3 separate regions of the Homo sapiens genome follow, and regions 2 and 3 are each linked to region 1. Evidence: chromatin contacts called from ENCODE Hi-C or POLR2A ChIA-PET data. All regions are on one chromosome and are shown on one strand. The core of a region is the stretch at or near the end of the contact, and the rest is flanking DNA. Distances in the headings are between cores, read along the strand shown. Region 1 overlaps MGAT5 (alpha-1,6-mannosylglycoprotein 6-beta-N-acetylglucosaminyltransferase). Region 2 has its middle 27 kb from the start of MIR3679. Region 3 has its middle 22 kb from the start of MGAT5.

What was found. Hi-C counts contacts between places; a loop is a spot of excess contacts on that map. ChIA-PET counts read pairs that join two places held with the same protein, here RNA polymerase II (POLR2A). Pooled maps may share reads with other maps.
Region 2: a loop to region 1 is called in a pooled map, with 2.0 times the contacts of the local background. The contact joins two enhancer-like sites. A Hi-C loop is called at or near these places in 1 of 50 pooled maps. POLR2A ChIA-PET finds 5 or more read pairs at or near these places in 3 of 52 experiments (SK-N-SH, activated CD4-positive, alpha-beta T cell and common myeloid progenitor, CD34-positive).
Region 3: a loop to region 1 is called in a pooled map, with 5 times the contacts of the local background. The contact joins two enhancer-like sites. A Hi-C loop is called at or near these places in 9 of 168 maps with a recorded cell type or tissue (adrenal gland, cardiac septum, colonic mucosa and 3 more), 1 of 37 single-sample maps with no recorded cell type and 4 of 50 pooled maps. POLR2A ChIA-PET finds 5 or more read pairs at or near these places in 4 of 52 experiments (OCI-LY7, PC-9, WTC11 and 1 more).

What each region holds. Positions count from the first base shown.
Region 1 is chr2:134,389,573-134,393,971 of GRCh38, forward strand. The region is part of intron 10 of MGAT5 (alpha-1,6-mannosylglycoprotein 6-beta-N-acetylglucosaminyltransferase); the gene reads left to right. Among named protein-coding and RNA genes, the nearest start is that of MGAT5, 140 kb to the left of the region's middle. RefSeq lists an enhancer at 2,381-2,490. Within about 2 kb of position 2,404, at least 3 of the 41 ENCODE cell types and tissues checked have a DNase peak (open chromatin) inside an H3K27ac peak, as active enhancers do.
Region 2 is chr2:134,151,934-134,156,332 of GRCh38, forward strand. It overlaps a transcript of MGAT5 not described here. Among named protein-coding and RNA genes, the nearest start is that of MIR3679, 27 kb to the left of the region's middle. Within about 2 kb of position 2,523, at least 4 of the 41 ENCODE cell types and tissues checked have a DNase peak (open chromatin) inside an H3K27ac peak, as active enhancers do.
Region 3 is chr2:134,230,234-134,234,632 of GRCh38, forward strand. It overlaps a transcript of MGAT5 not described here and the pseudogene RNA5SP104. Among named protein-coding and RNA genes, the nearest start is that of MGAT5, 22 kb to the right of the region's middle. Within about 2 kb of position 2,363, at least 9 of the 41 ENCODE cell types and tissues checked have a DNase peak (open chromatin) inside an H3K27ac peak, as active enhancers do.

The DNA.
Region 1 (4,399 bases), core at 1,154-3,653:
TTGGAGCCCCTGAGGCCTGTAGTCATGCACATATGGTGTCTAATGGCTTGGTGGATAACTGAGTTAATGGTGTGTGAAGGTGACCTGAATAAATTTGGAATCAAAACTAATACAGGTTATGGCAAGCTGGTCCCATCATAAATTTGGAGTACTTGTATTCTTGCCTAAGTAAGTGTTAGGTGACTCCTTTGGAGAGAAACTATGTGGTCCTGAGTTCAGAAATTCTGTTAAGGACACAGGAGACCAAATGCCTCCTCTTGTGAACCTTGTATTGAACATGTTCACTTTCCCTTTCTCACATTCAACTGGAGTTCAGAAAAATATCATCATTCTCCTTTTACAATTATTCTTTCTAAGCTGAGAACGTGAATAACTAGGACAGGCAGGGCGTTGGTGTGGTTTCATCACTTTTTCCCAATCCTTCCTGCAGTTTTTTGCAAGCCTTCCATTCCACGCTTCAGACTGCCACTGGGTCTTCAGTTTGTTTTTGATTGTTGGAGCCATGTCAATGAAAAAAGGCTGAGTTTGACCTCTCAATATATGGATACTAATTTATTGATAAAAATGGAGAGTAGAATAATGGTATTTATGGTATACAAATATTACACTGTAAAGAAACACATTCCTATTTTTTTGTGCATCCCCGTGGATCATCTCGTGCATCCCCTTTTTGAGGTTCACTTTTTAGATCAGGCACTGCTTGAGGTGCCAGCAAAACAGCTACCCTCCAATCAAATCAAACACCAAAAACAAAATCCAACTTCAGTTACTTTGTTTGTTTGTTTGTTTGTTTTTTTATTATACTTTTTCTAGGGTACATGTGCACAACGTGCAGGTTTGTTACATATGTATACATGTGCCATGTTGGTGTGCTGCACCCATTAACTCGTCATTTACATTAGGTATATCTCCTAATGCTATCTTTTTTAAATCAGAAAATATAGAAAGGAATTATTTTTATTTCAATATATGTTTCTTTTGTTTTCAGAAATTAAAGAGTATTCAAATCACATGGCAGAACCCTGTAACTATTTTAAATGTAGGACTAATCCAAAGACTTTAACCTTGTCCTATGTCTACTGTTATTTTCATGGAGGAGTCTGTCTTAACAAACACAGATTTATGTCACATGATATGTATTCTGTCTGAAAACACTTCCCCCTAACCCTCCCGCCCCCAAATCTAAGTGAAATATAATGGTCACTGATTTTTGGTAAAAATAGTTGCTGCAGAGTTCCTTTAACATAGCAAGTTATTTGGGCCTAGGTCTCCACTGAAGTGGGCCATTTCCAACCTCTCTGTATGGTTTCTTTTACTGGATAAACGTCTCTTCTTTAGCATCTTTTATGCCATCTCTCAGACTTTTGCCTCTCTTTGTCTTGTTTCAGACCCTAAAGGTCTTCGTTTCTTGGACTCCTATTTCTTTTAGCATGTGTCAATTGAGCAACTTCAGATGCTGTTGATCTAGAATATCTGATCAGGTCCTTGCCCCACTGAAGCTTGGAATCAAGTAAGAGGAGGGGACATATTGAACTCTCAAGCAGTGTTTAACCAGGTGGGAGACAGCAATAAGCAGAGGATTAGGGCTCCATTGGCTGGGGATGGGGATTGAGTGCTGAGAGAGTTGAGGAGGTAGGTGGTGCCGTTAGTGATCTGCTTGAGGAAACCATCCAAAAGAGGCTACCACTTGGAGCTCTTCAAAAGGGGTCTTACCTGGGGTGGTGAATGGCAGGATGGCACTTCTAAGCAGGAGAGAGTGTCTTGAACAAAGACTGGAAACTACAGTTAGTTAGCCTTGGCTGAGTGTTTGGGCTGCTGTGATAAAGTACCATAGACTAGGTGACTTATAAATAGCAGAAATTTATTTCTCACAGTTCTGGAGGCTGAAAGTCTGAGATCAGGGTGCCACTATGGTTGGGTTCTGGTGAGGGCCCTCTTCTGGGTTACAGACAGCCAATGTCTTATCCTTACCTGGTGGAAAGAGTGACCTAGATCTCTGGTCTCTTCTTAAAAGGGCACTATTCCTATCCATGAGGACTTCACCCTTGTGACCTCTTTACTTCCCACAGGCCTCACCTCCTAGTACCATCACAGGGGGGATAAGGATTTCAATAGCGGGGATATGAATTTTGGGGGACACAGACAATTAGTCTGTAACAATCCTGGACGTGGGATGGACAAGAAAGACTTGGCTAGAATAGAACCACAAGGTTGAGAAGTCATGAGAAGAATCCTTTGTAGTTTGAGTCACTTAACCACATTATCTCATGTGATCCTTTGGGCCTCTCCAGGAGGGAGGGTGGTTATTACCTGAAGAGTCCAGGTGCAGGTGGGTGAAACCACTTCCCAAGGGCACATAGCCAGCAAAGGGCAATGTCAAAGTTTGAAATCCTGGTTTCCTGGCTCTGGGTCCTTCTCCCTTTTTCTTATAGACACACCTCTCTATAGGGTGTGTCGTGTTGGCATTGGTAACAGGGCAGAGCTTCAGCACTCAGAAGCTGCCTGAGAAATGGGGAGGAGGACGTAGAAAGTGAGAGATTTTCTGAAACCATTGATGAGTATGAGACCTCAGCTTTGCTTTACCAGTGTATTTTAATTGTTCCTGTTTTCAAACTGCTGCTTGCAAATTAGACACTTCAGCTGCTTTTCCTTTCAAATATGTTTATTTGCAGCATTTTAGATTGGAAGGTACTCTAATTAGAGTGATCACTTTTATTTTGCTATCTTCATGTTTTTAAGAAATCAGGAATGAGGTGAATAAATTTCAAGAGGCATGTGATTTATTTTGAGGAGAGAGATGGAGAGGATATTTTTAGCTTCTGTCTTAAAAATCAGCTCTTCATTTAAAGCCTGGTGGTCAGCTGTCCTTTAAAGGGACCTTACGCTGCTATACCTGAATCAGAATCTCAATCTGTACACCTCAAACACAAAGAGATCGTGCCTGGAATTTAGAAGTTTGTTCTTAGCTTGGTGGGAGCAGGGGAAGGAAGGAGCCCAAGAGAGTCTTGTGTTTTAAGTGGCCTGGTTTGTCACGTGTCAAGTCCCCGCCTACAACAACAGCATGTTGACACTCGGTATTCTGAGGGGAGAGATTATGTGCATTATTACCAGTGGACACATCCATCATCATGAAGCCATGGGTATTAATGCATATGGCATGGGGCTGAGTGCCTCAGCAAGGAAATTTAGCAAGCACAGCCCTACAACTAGAGCTTAAAATTAGAAATGCACCTTAGTGATGTGGCATAGTGGAAACCAGCCTATGCTGTCCCACCCAGAAGGGGGCACCCCTGGGTCAGTGGACCCAGCATCTAGGACAGAAAGCCCTTGGTGAGGGATGGGTCTGCCCCACACCACACGAAGGCATTGCATCCTCTGAGGTCCATGGTGTCCCCAATCTCAGCCATAACTAAGTGCTGGGTAGAGCTCTTTCAGATGCATGAGCCTTGGGGACAGCGAGTTTGTGAAAGAATGTGCCTTCACATAATAATTTAAAAATCTCATTTGTTTCCGTGAATACCCACGTGAGATAATAGGGCAGGTTTAATATTCCTTCATTTTACAGATAAGAAAACTGAACTTTGGGAACTTGCCGAAGTCCCATAAGAAGTTAGTCAGAGAACTGGAATAAAAACACAGATTACTTCATTCTTGACCCCAAACTGCCTGCTAAATTTTACACAAATATGGATAGGGCCCCAGAAAAGGCCAGATTACCTCAGATCAGTGTGGGAGGGCTGGCCTGCCTGTGTAAAGGCTATTTACAGACAGAGACCAATTCTCCCCTGTCTCCACTCTGAGTAATTAATGCCACCCCTTCTGTGAGACTGCTGGTAAGAGCTGCCAAGCATAAGGATCTTCAAAAAGTCTTGTCTTTTTGAAGCAGTGCTGTTTACCCTGCGTATAATTATTATAACAATGAGAGCTTCCTGGCACATTAAATTATGTCTTATTTGGAGTCTGTCATCCCCCGTGCAGACAATGAAGTCAAGAGCTGGGATGGCACCAGAAGGGGCATTGCAACCTGCCTGAATCTGGCTGTCCTGGTGTCCCCAGAGAGGTGCCTTTTATTATCTATTGGGGCTTCAAAGAGAGGAACATCTCCAAATACTACTCTAGAATCATATGATTTATTATTTTACAGTAAATTAAGCACTGAGTGAAATTGTTTCAGCCCTTGACTCTGTGCCGCCATGCTTCTCCACAACATGGTGGCCTGGTCTCATGTTTTATGTAATTCAGAATCAAACTAATGAAGCTGTCCTGGTTGCACCCCACCCCCACCCCCACCACCTGCTGCTTTGGAAGGATCCAGGGAGAAGCACATGCATATTGAGTGGAGTATAAACTCCTTCCTTATGTGTGGTGCATTGAATTCAGGCTGCCCTTTTTATTCCTA
Region 2 (4,399 bases), core at 1,273-3,772, 240 kb before region 1:
CCACCGCCATGGGACCTCACTCACTCAAGCCCTATGGGACCCGCCCACTGCCATGAGACCTCACTCACTCATGCCCTATGGGACCTGGTTACTGCCGTGGGACCTCACTCATGCCCTATGGGACCCGCCCACTGCCATGGGACCTCACTCACTCATCCCCTCTGGGACCCGCCCACCGCCATGGGACCTCACTCACTCATCCCCTCTGGGACCCACCCACCACCATGGGACCTCATTCACTCACACCCTATGGGACCTGCCCACCGCCATGGGAACTCACTCACACCCTATGGGACCCGCTTACCACCATGGGACCCGCTTACCACCATGGGACCTCACGCCCTATGGGACCTGCTTACCACCATGGGACCCGCTTATCACTCACGCCCTATGGGACCCGCCCACCGCCATGGGACCTCACTCACGCCCTATGGGACCCGCCCACCGCCATGGGACCTCACTCACGCCCTATGGGACCCGCCCACCGCCATGGGACCTCACTCACGCCCTATGGGACCCGTCCACTGCCATGGGACCTCACTCACTCATCCCCTGTGGGACCCACTCACTGCCATGGGACCTCAGTCACTCACAGCTCTTCTTTCTGTTGCCAAATGTTGCACTGCCAATCTTCCCCAAAGGAAATAAAGGAAGTAAATGTAAAATCAATGTCTTTTTAATTTTTTACAAAATAATGAACTATCTGTTGAAAAAATTGGGAAGCCAGAGACTTCACTAATGAACGTGGTAACTATGTTTGTCTCCAAGTTATGTGCAAATGTGACTGAGTTTATCTTCTTAGTTTTAAAAGAAAAGTATGAATCGTTCTCTGACTTTAGCTGTATATCAGCAGTGCATTAATGAAATAGGGCAGTGCTTTGGCAACCTCAGTTGCGTAAGGAAGTCCAAAGGAACTTGTCAAAAGGGGAGATCTCTAAGCATACCCTTTCCAGGCATGGAGTCCACTTTTTTTTTTTTTTTTTTTTTTGAGATGGAATCTCACTCTGTCGCCCAGGCTGGAGTGCAGTGGTGTGATCTTGGCTCACTGCAACCTCCACCTCCTGAGTTCAAGCAGTTCTCCTGTCTCAGCCTCCCAAGTAGCTGGGACTATAGGCATGTGCCACCACGCCCGGCTAATTTTTTTGTATTTTTAGTAGAGATGGGTTAGTAGAGATGGGCTTTCACCATATTGGTCAGGCTGGTCTCGAACTCCTGACCCCAAATGATCTGCCTGCCTCAGCCTCCCAGAGTGTTGGGATTACTGGCGTGAGCCACCACGCCGGGCCAGAGTCCACATTTTTAATCAAGGCCCCAAGTGGTTAAAAAAATAACTTAAGGAGCACTGTGACATGGGAATATTGATCCCCTTAAGCCCTTTTTAAAGTGCTGAGGCTTAATCAGGAGACCCTTGGTCTTCTTTCTTTTTTTTTATTATTAAATTGGAATTGTAAAATTCCTCCTGGACCTTCTCCTGACTAACTGTTTTAATCCCTGTACCTCAGGCTGCCTGTCATTGGCAGGACAAATGCACAAGAACTGATTTCCCTGGAGAGGGTTCTTGGTGTCACATGGTGGGAGATGCTGTCTTGTTTAAAAACAAAGAAATAAAACCCTTCATTGAACTCGATGGTCTCCCTGAAGAGGCTGGAAACGTAATCCAGTGGTGTCTGTTTGTTTCCAGCCCATGTTGTTATTAATCCTGTTACAAATGATAATGCTTTGCCTTTACAGGCTTGCTGTCTCGGAGGAGTTTTCTGTATTGCCTGCTAGGCCCTGCTGGGTGATTAAGCCACTCACTCAGAGTCTTACAGGCCACTCGAGGACGATTTCCTTATAGCAGACGACTGACTATACTTCTCGAGCAGTGTTTGCTGAGTGACATATTAACTCTTGCTTATGGTTCCTTGGGAGGAGAAGGCCCTAATGCTATGAGGGTTAAGGCCCAGAGACATGGGCTTCTCCGCTCCACTCTCTCCCTCCCTTCCCTCATCATTAGAAGTTTCTCGGCCCCTTCCATAGGGGCAACGGCAGGGCTGTAGCTCTTTGTTCTTATGCCCTATTTTATTTTATTTTTTTATCCTATGGAAAAAAAATACCCAGAGCCCCGCAAAACAAGAGGTACTTAATTTAATACTTTTGTAAATAAGAGCCATAGCATTTTCACCCACCAGGTGTTATTAATAGTTTCCACTTATAATACATAGACTTTGTGGCCAATTAAGGCAGCAGGTAATGAGGAGGAATTTGGGAGAAACGAATATGGGTCAGGGAACGGATGGCACGCAGGAAAGAGCTTCAGAGGGGCACTTGGCCCTCTCCACCTATCTCAGATGAAGTCTTTCAAAACTCTGAAATGGGTGTGGACTTTTTCACAACTGTTGCAATACGAGAGGCTGCGACTTATTTATATAAGGAAATGGCCCTGCTCCCACCCACTCCTCCCCTTCTGTGTCCTCCTCCATATCCTGCCAGGCCTATCCATGCTGTGTTCAGACATGCAGGTCAGAGGGCACAGGCAAGCCCCGTTTTGGGGAAGTCCTGATTAGACCTGTCACGGGAGACAAGAAACTCAGTGGTTCCGCCCGTCCAGGTGTCCCCATTGCCTGCACGGAGCTGTCAGTGGTTTTGATTCTCAGGCTGTGTAAGCTGGTGGTAAGCCTCCATTATCTACCCCACAACACTCTTTTTATTTGAAGTCAGAGGACACTGACCACACCCCTGAGACTCTAAATCTCATCCAAGGAAATGGCCTCTCCAAGATCCATACCGTTTTACCAAGCCATAGGTGGGAGTTTTCTAGAAACACGAGCCATCCTGACAACTGTGCTGTCTGACTCTCTCTAATGAGCTGTGAGGCGATCAAGTTAATTAAAGAGAAACTCTGCTTGTTAAAATTCAAGCTAGAAGCATCTTTTTGTATCTGAGTTTGAATCTGGTCAGTGTTCTTGAGGGCACCACCGTGAGGTGTCTTGGTCATCTGTGACCTTTCCTGGAGGATAATGACATCCCTTCTAAACAAAGAACAGACTTTTTCATCAATGCTAACTCTTAGGAATAACAGAGGCTCAGTGACCGCCCTGTGTTTTGGGTCAGTCCTGCAGAAGAGGGAGAACTCTCCTGGGCGCTTATTCACATTGTCTGATGGCAGGTGGATGGGGTGGGTTAGGACGCGCAAACTTTGTTCATGGTCAGGAGTTTGGCACATGTGAAACAGTCCCTAGGAGAGTGCTCTCTTTCCCCACCGCCCAGAATTCCTGTGTCTTGGACATCTCTGCTGCCACCACCCTGGCCCAGGCTCCTGCCATTTCTGGCCTGGAAGATGCCGTGTCCTTTGCTTCCATTCTCACTTCCCTGTCTGCACGGCATCCACATTGAGCTTCTGAAAATGCAAAGCAGATCATTGAGGTCCATCTGCTTCTCCATTCTCCTGCAGAGTGACGAAGTGGTTGAGAGCTTGGTTTCTGAAGTTGGTCTGATTGTGTTTCAGTCCTTAACTAGGTCTGACTTGGAGCAGCTGAATTGAATTGTGTCCTCATCTGTAAAGTGGCATGCTGATAGGAGTGGAATCTACTTGTTGGAATGTTGTAAGGATTACCTTTTTATATGGAGCACTTAGGACAGGGCCTGGCACATAGTAAGTACTGGAAAAAATGTTGGTTGTTATTTTTATTGTCAATATTCTACTAAAATTCAGGGCCATCCTTTTTAAGCTTAGATGCCAACACAGACTCTTGGTCATACCTCTGGCCCAGGTGACATCTCCAGCTTCATTTTCACTTGTCCTCCTGCCTCCCTCTGTTTCTAGCCACACTGGCTCTTTCAGGATCTCCAAAGTACCATGCTCTCCCCAGCTCCAGGGCCTTTGCACATGGTGTTCTTTTTCTGAGAAAGCTTCCTTCCTTCCCTCTTTTTCTGGCCAACTCCTGCCTCTTCCTATCTGCACTTAAATGTCCTTTCCTTCCGCAGGGAGGCCTCCCTGGACCCCTCAGCTGAGAGCAGATCCCCATTATTCTCTGCTGCTCTCCCCGCCGTTCTTTTCTTCATAGTAGTTGCCACAGTTTGTAATTCTGTATTCATCCGTAGGCTTGCTTGATTTATATCTTCAAGCTCTCCTATACTTTATGCTCCAGGAAGCCTAGGACGTCCAGCAGCACACAACGCAGGCCTGGCCTCTACTGCTCCCTAACTGTGAGATGAATGAATGCTGCTCCCCCAGCTCAGCTTGTGCGCTTCTGCACAGGCCGCCGGTCTGTGCATGAGATCTTGTTTATTTGCATACAGAGACCCTTCCGAATACATTTCTAGGTCACAGGTTCTCAAACCGTAGTGTGCATCAGAAACACCTGGAGGGGATCATGGAGTGCCAAAAAGGAAATGAAGGCTGGAAGAAAAGTGCAAA
Region 3 (4,399 bases), core at 1,113-3,612, 160 kb before region 1:
GTGCTCCTATGAGAATCTAATGCAACCGCTGATATGACAGGAGGTGGAGCTCAGGTGGTAATGCTCACTTGCTGGCTGCTTGCCTCCTGCTGTGTGGCCCAGTTCCTAACAGGCCAAGGACTGGTACTGGTCCACTGCCTGGGGGTTGGGGACCCCTGTGTTAAAGGATACCAAATTACAGCTAGATAGGTGAAATAAGTTCTAGTGTTTCATACCACTGTAGGATGACTATAGTTAGCCATGATATATAGTTTCAAATAGGATATTGAACCTTGCCAACACAAATTGTAAATGTTTGAGATGATGGCTATGCAATTACCCTAATCTGCTCTTTATACATTCTATGTATTAAAACATCACTATGTACCCCTTGACTATGTACAATTATTTGTCAATTTAAAAAATTGTTAAAGAGACAAATAAGTGTTGGCAAGAATATGGTGAAATTGGAACCTTCATACACTGGTGGTAGGAATGTAAAATGGTGTAGCTACTGTGGAAAACATTTTAGCAGTTCCTCAAAATGTTAAATACAGAGTTATCATATGACCCAGTAATTCTACTCGTAGGTATATACTCAAGGGGAATGAAAACACACACACACACACACACACCCATCAAGTCATACACAAACGCTCATAGCAGTTTTATTCATAATAGTATCAATTGATGAATAGATCAACAAAATGTGATGCATCTATTCAATGGAATATTGTTTGGCTGTAAACAAAATGAAGCACTGATATGTGCTACAACATTGGACCTTGTGAAAGAAAGCTGTCAAAGAACACTGCATATTATGATTCTATTTATATCAAGTGTCCAGAATAGGCATATCTATAGAGACACCAAAGTAGAATGAGTGCTTGCTTAGAGCTGGAGTGGGGAGGAGGAGGGGTTAGGAGGTGGTAGCTAAAGGGTGTGGGTTTCTTTTGGGTATGATAAAATGTTATATGAAATTCTCTACAGCCACACTACCTTGAATGTGTCCAATCTGTTCTGATATTGGAAGCTAAGCAGAGTTGAGCCTGGTTGGCACTTATATGGGAGAAAAGTTATAAAGCTGATTGTTGTAATGCTTGTACAACTCTGAGCCCAGTAAAAACCATTATATTGTATATTTTAAGTTGGTTAATTGTATGGTATGTGAATTATATTTCAGTAAACTGTTACAAAAAGGGTTTATAACCTAGACAAATAATTATCAAATAAACTGCATTCCTCTGTGGTGGGTGGTAAATGCTTCCTGTGTAGCAATGTACAAATTCCTATGTCAAGATCTTCATAGGCTGTCTTGATGTCTTCTCATGTGGAATTCTTCCTTTCACTTTGGAACACCATTTCTTAAAGAGATTATGGCAAAGTGAAATAATTAGTTGCTTGATTTATTGATGGATGATTTCCCTCATTCACCCTCTGGAGTTCTTTTAATAGAAATGTTAGAAACCCAGACCCTCTAGAACCTGTGGGGAGCAGCTTGGTTGAGTAGCTCTCTACCCACTGGAGGTATTTGGGGAAAGATCACTGGGTTTGTGGCTGGCTGTGAAAATGATCAGACCAGGGCGGGGCCAAGTGGCTGACATGGCTGAGTAGTGGCTGGTCCTTCTTGCCTGCTGTGCCGAGTTGTCTGTCCCCTGGTACTTTACACCCAGTGAGTTGAGGAAGAAGGAATTACCTCTCTAGACAAAGATCGTTCTGTCTGCAATATATGATATAGTACTATTGCTCTGTGGAAGCTTCAGGCAGCCATCCTCCCTCACAAACCAGCTCCTCCATTTTCCTGTCTTGGTGAATGACATGTCACCTTTTCCTCAGCTGCCCAAGCTGGAAGCCTAGTGGTCATTCTATACTCCTCCTCCTCCTCCTCGTCTTCCCTCATTCCTTCCAGTTAGTCATTGCCCACTGTCCTGCTGATTTGACCTCTTAAGTATTTCTAGCATTTGGTTTCTTATTATGACTGGACTGCCACTACCCTGTTCAGGCCTTTATTGGACTCATTTCTCACCCGGATTTTCATGAGCCACCCTTCAAACCCATCCTCTACACAGCAGCCAATATCAAATATGGTGGCCTCAGCACTGTTAAATGTCTTCAGTGATTTACCTGCCATTTGGTGGTGGTTCTTACTCAACAGGGGAGGAGTTTCAGATCATCTAGGAACCAGAACCCTTTTCAAAGTATTTAGGTGTATATCCTATTCTGGACCCATTAGCTGAAGAGGGGCCTTGGGAAAGGGCTTCTACATCTTGAAAAATCTCCCCAAACAGGATGATACCCAATAAGTAATGCTTAGAAAACAATTTATTTTGAAATAATTTCACAGGAAGTTGTAAAAACAGTACAAAGAGACCCACGGACCCATCCTTCCCCAGATTTCATGCTCTGTTACAATACCAAACCAGGAAGTTGATACTAACAGGTTACTGTTAATAGACCACAGACCTATGTAATGTTTTTTTAATGCCCATTTTTCTTGTTAGGTTGGAGTGTGGCACTTCCTGCTAACCTGAGATGTTAGATTATTTCTTAACTGGTGCACATTTTCATTTAAGAATGGCATGGGTCTTCTTGATTCTGTGGGTGGTGGTTGTTATGGTGTGTTATGGTGTGTCTTCTTGTATGTACATGTGTGTGAGATATTGGTGGCAATTACCAGTTTTTCCTTGCAGAGTGAATTATATCCCCAAAGAGTTTGCCAAGAATACATTTGAGTAATGTAATTCTGTCTAGTGACCTAAGGTCATAACTTTCTTAAGTTAAAAAGTTAAAACTGCCACAACAGGTTTTATGCTAGAAGAATAGTATAGACATTGATTCTTCTTGAATCCAAGATTCAGTTAGCTTAAAATGATGTCATCGTGAGTTGTTTTCCAGGTATGTGTAAATCTGACTTTGTTTTTTGTAGATTGTAAAATATAAGGGTACAGGGCTGGTTCTGTGTTTTATTTTGTTTTCTGTACTTGTTTTATTCATAAGTCTAAAATATAGTGTCTACCAGGGAATGGCTCTATGCAATGAATCACAGTGTAGTTTTGCTTTGAGAGATGGGGTATTACTATGGGTCATAATGAATTCAGTGGAATGGATTTCAGACTTTTAGGTGCTGACCCAGAAAATTCTTTGAAGTAGCAATCTTTACCAATGCTAGGAATTGGGCTAGTCTGCTTTGCTTCCTCATCAAAACTGATGGACAAGATAGAAAATGCCTTTTTATCAGTTACAGTAACATTTTGCTGACACTTGGTGCATTTTTTTTATGTGTTTCACACAGATATGCTTACATCCTTTGAGAAAAGGAACTGAAGGGAAGAAAGAAAACCACAACTGCTTTAGAATAAAACTAGGTCAGCAAAGGCAGATCTTAATGTATTTAGATCAGGCAGAAGGCTAGGTCCTTCCACCTTACTCACAGAGGCCTCTGGGGCTCATTGTAGGAGTCATGAGACTTCTCCAGTAACTCTCATCAAGGATCGGTCACTAGACTAGGCCCTTTGCAAATTTAAACCCTGCAGGTAGACATTTTACAGATAAGGAAACTGGATCTTCATTTCTGTAACTTCAAGAGGGCACAGGGCTGGCTTATGTCAGTGCAGAGATTTTAATCTGAATCTAATTCCCAAGCCTCTCTGCCACACCAGATTGCCTCTCTATTCATGCACAACACTCTAGGTTTGACTCTGGCTCTCTTGAATAATTCCGAAGCAGACTTCTAAGAGAGGATTGCAAAGGCCAACTTCTTTCACAGCTGAGAAGCTGCCTTCTGAGGTGTATCTCTGAGTGGAGAAATCAGAACGCTAGATGCTATGTCCTTTCATGATGGGTAATAATCTCATTAGAGCAGGGAGACTTTGTGGTCTAAAGAGAGAAGGAAACAGTCAGTTGAAAGTTGCTCATGTGTTTCATTTTTCTGTGTTTCTCATACTTTGTTATTGATGTGATGAAGTAGTTGGGGGCTGAGAAGGAAGCCGGGGATTGGGGGCAGGGGTTGGTGGGAGTCAAGACTTACAGGTTCTTCCAAGAGACTCCTAGAGCAGTGATGCCTATAGTTTGCAAGGGCACCACCAGCAGCCATCTTTATTAACCAAGGGGGCTACAAGGACTTTTCCCAACAGATATTAAGTAGTTAGTTCACAGAAAGATTTGAATCTCTTCCTTCAAGAAGTTTGAGTCTCAACAGGGAGCAGATCATAAAGCTAAAAGTCAAATGTATGTATATATCAAGAATTATAAGACTATGGGGGTCCATACATAAGACACAGCAATGTGGCTCTGTCCTTCAACTAGGGTGACCAACGGGGACAAGTTTGTTCACCCTACCTTGACAGTCTTTGTGGCCCTGGGCAAGTCACTTAGGCTTTCTGGATTCTGAGGCCTGCTTCTCTCTCACCAGGTGCTTTTA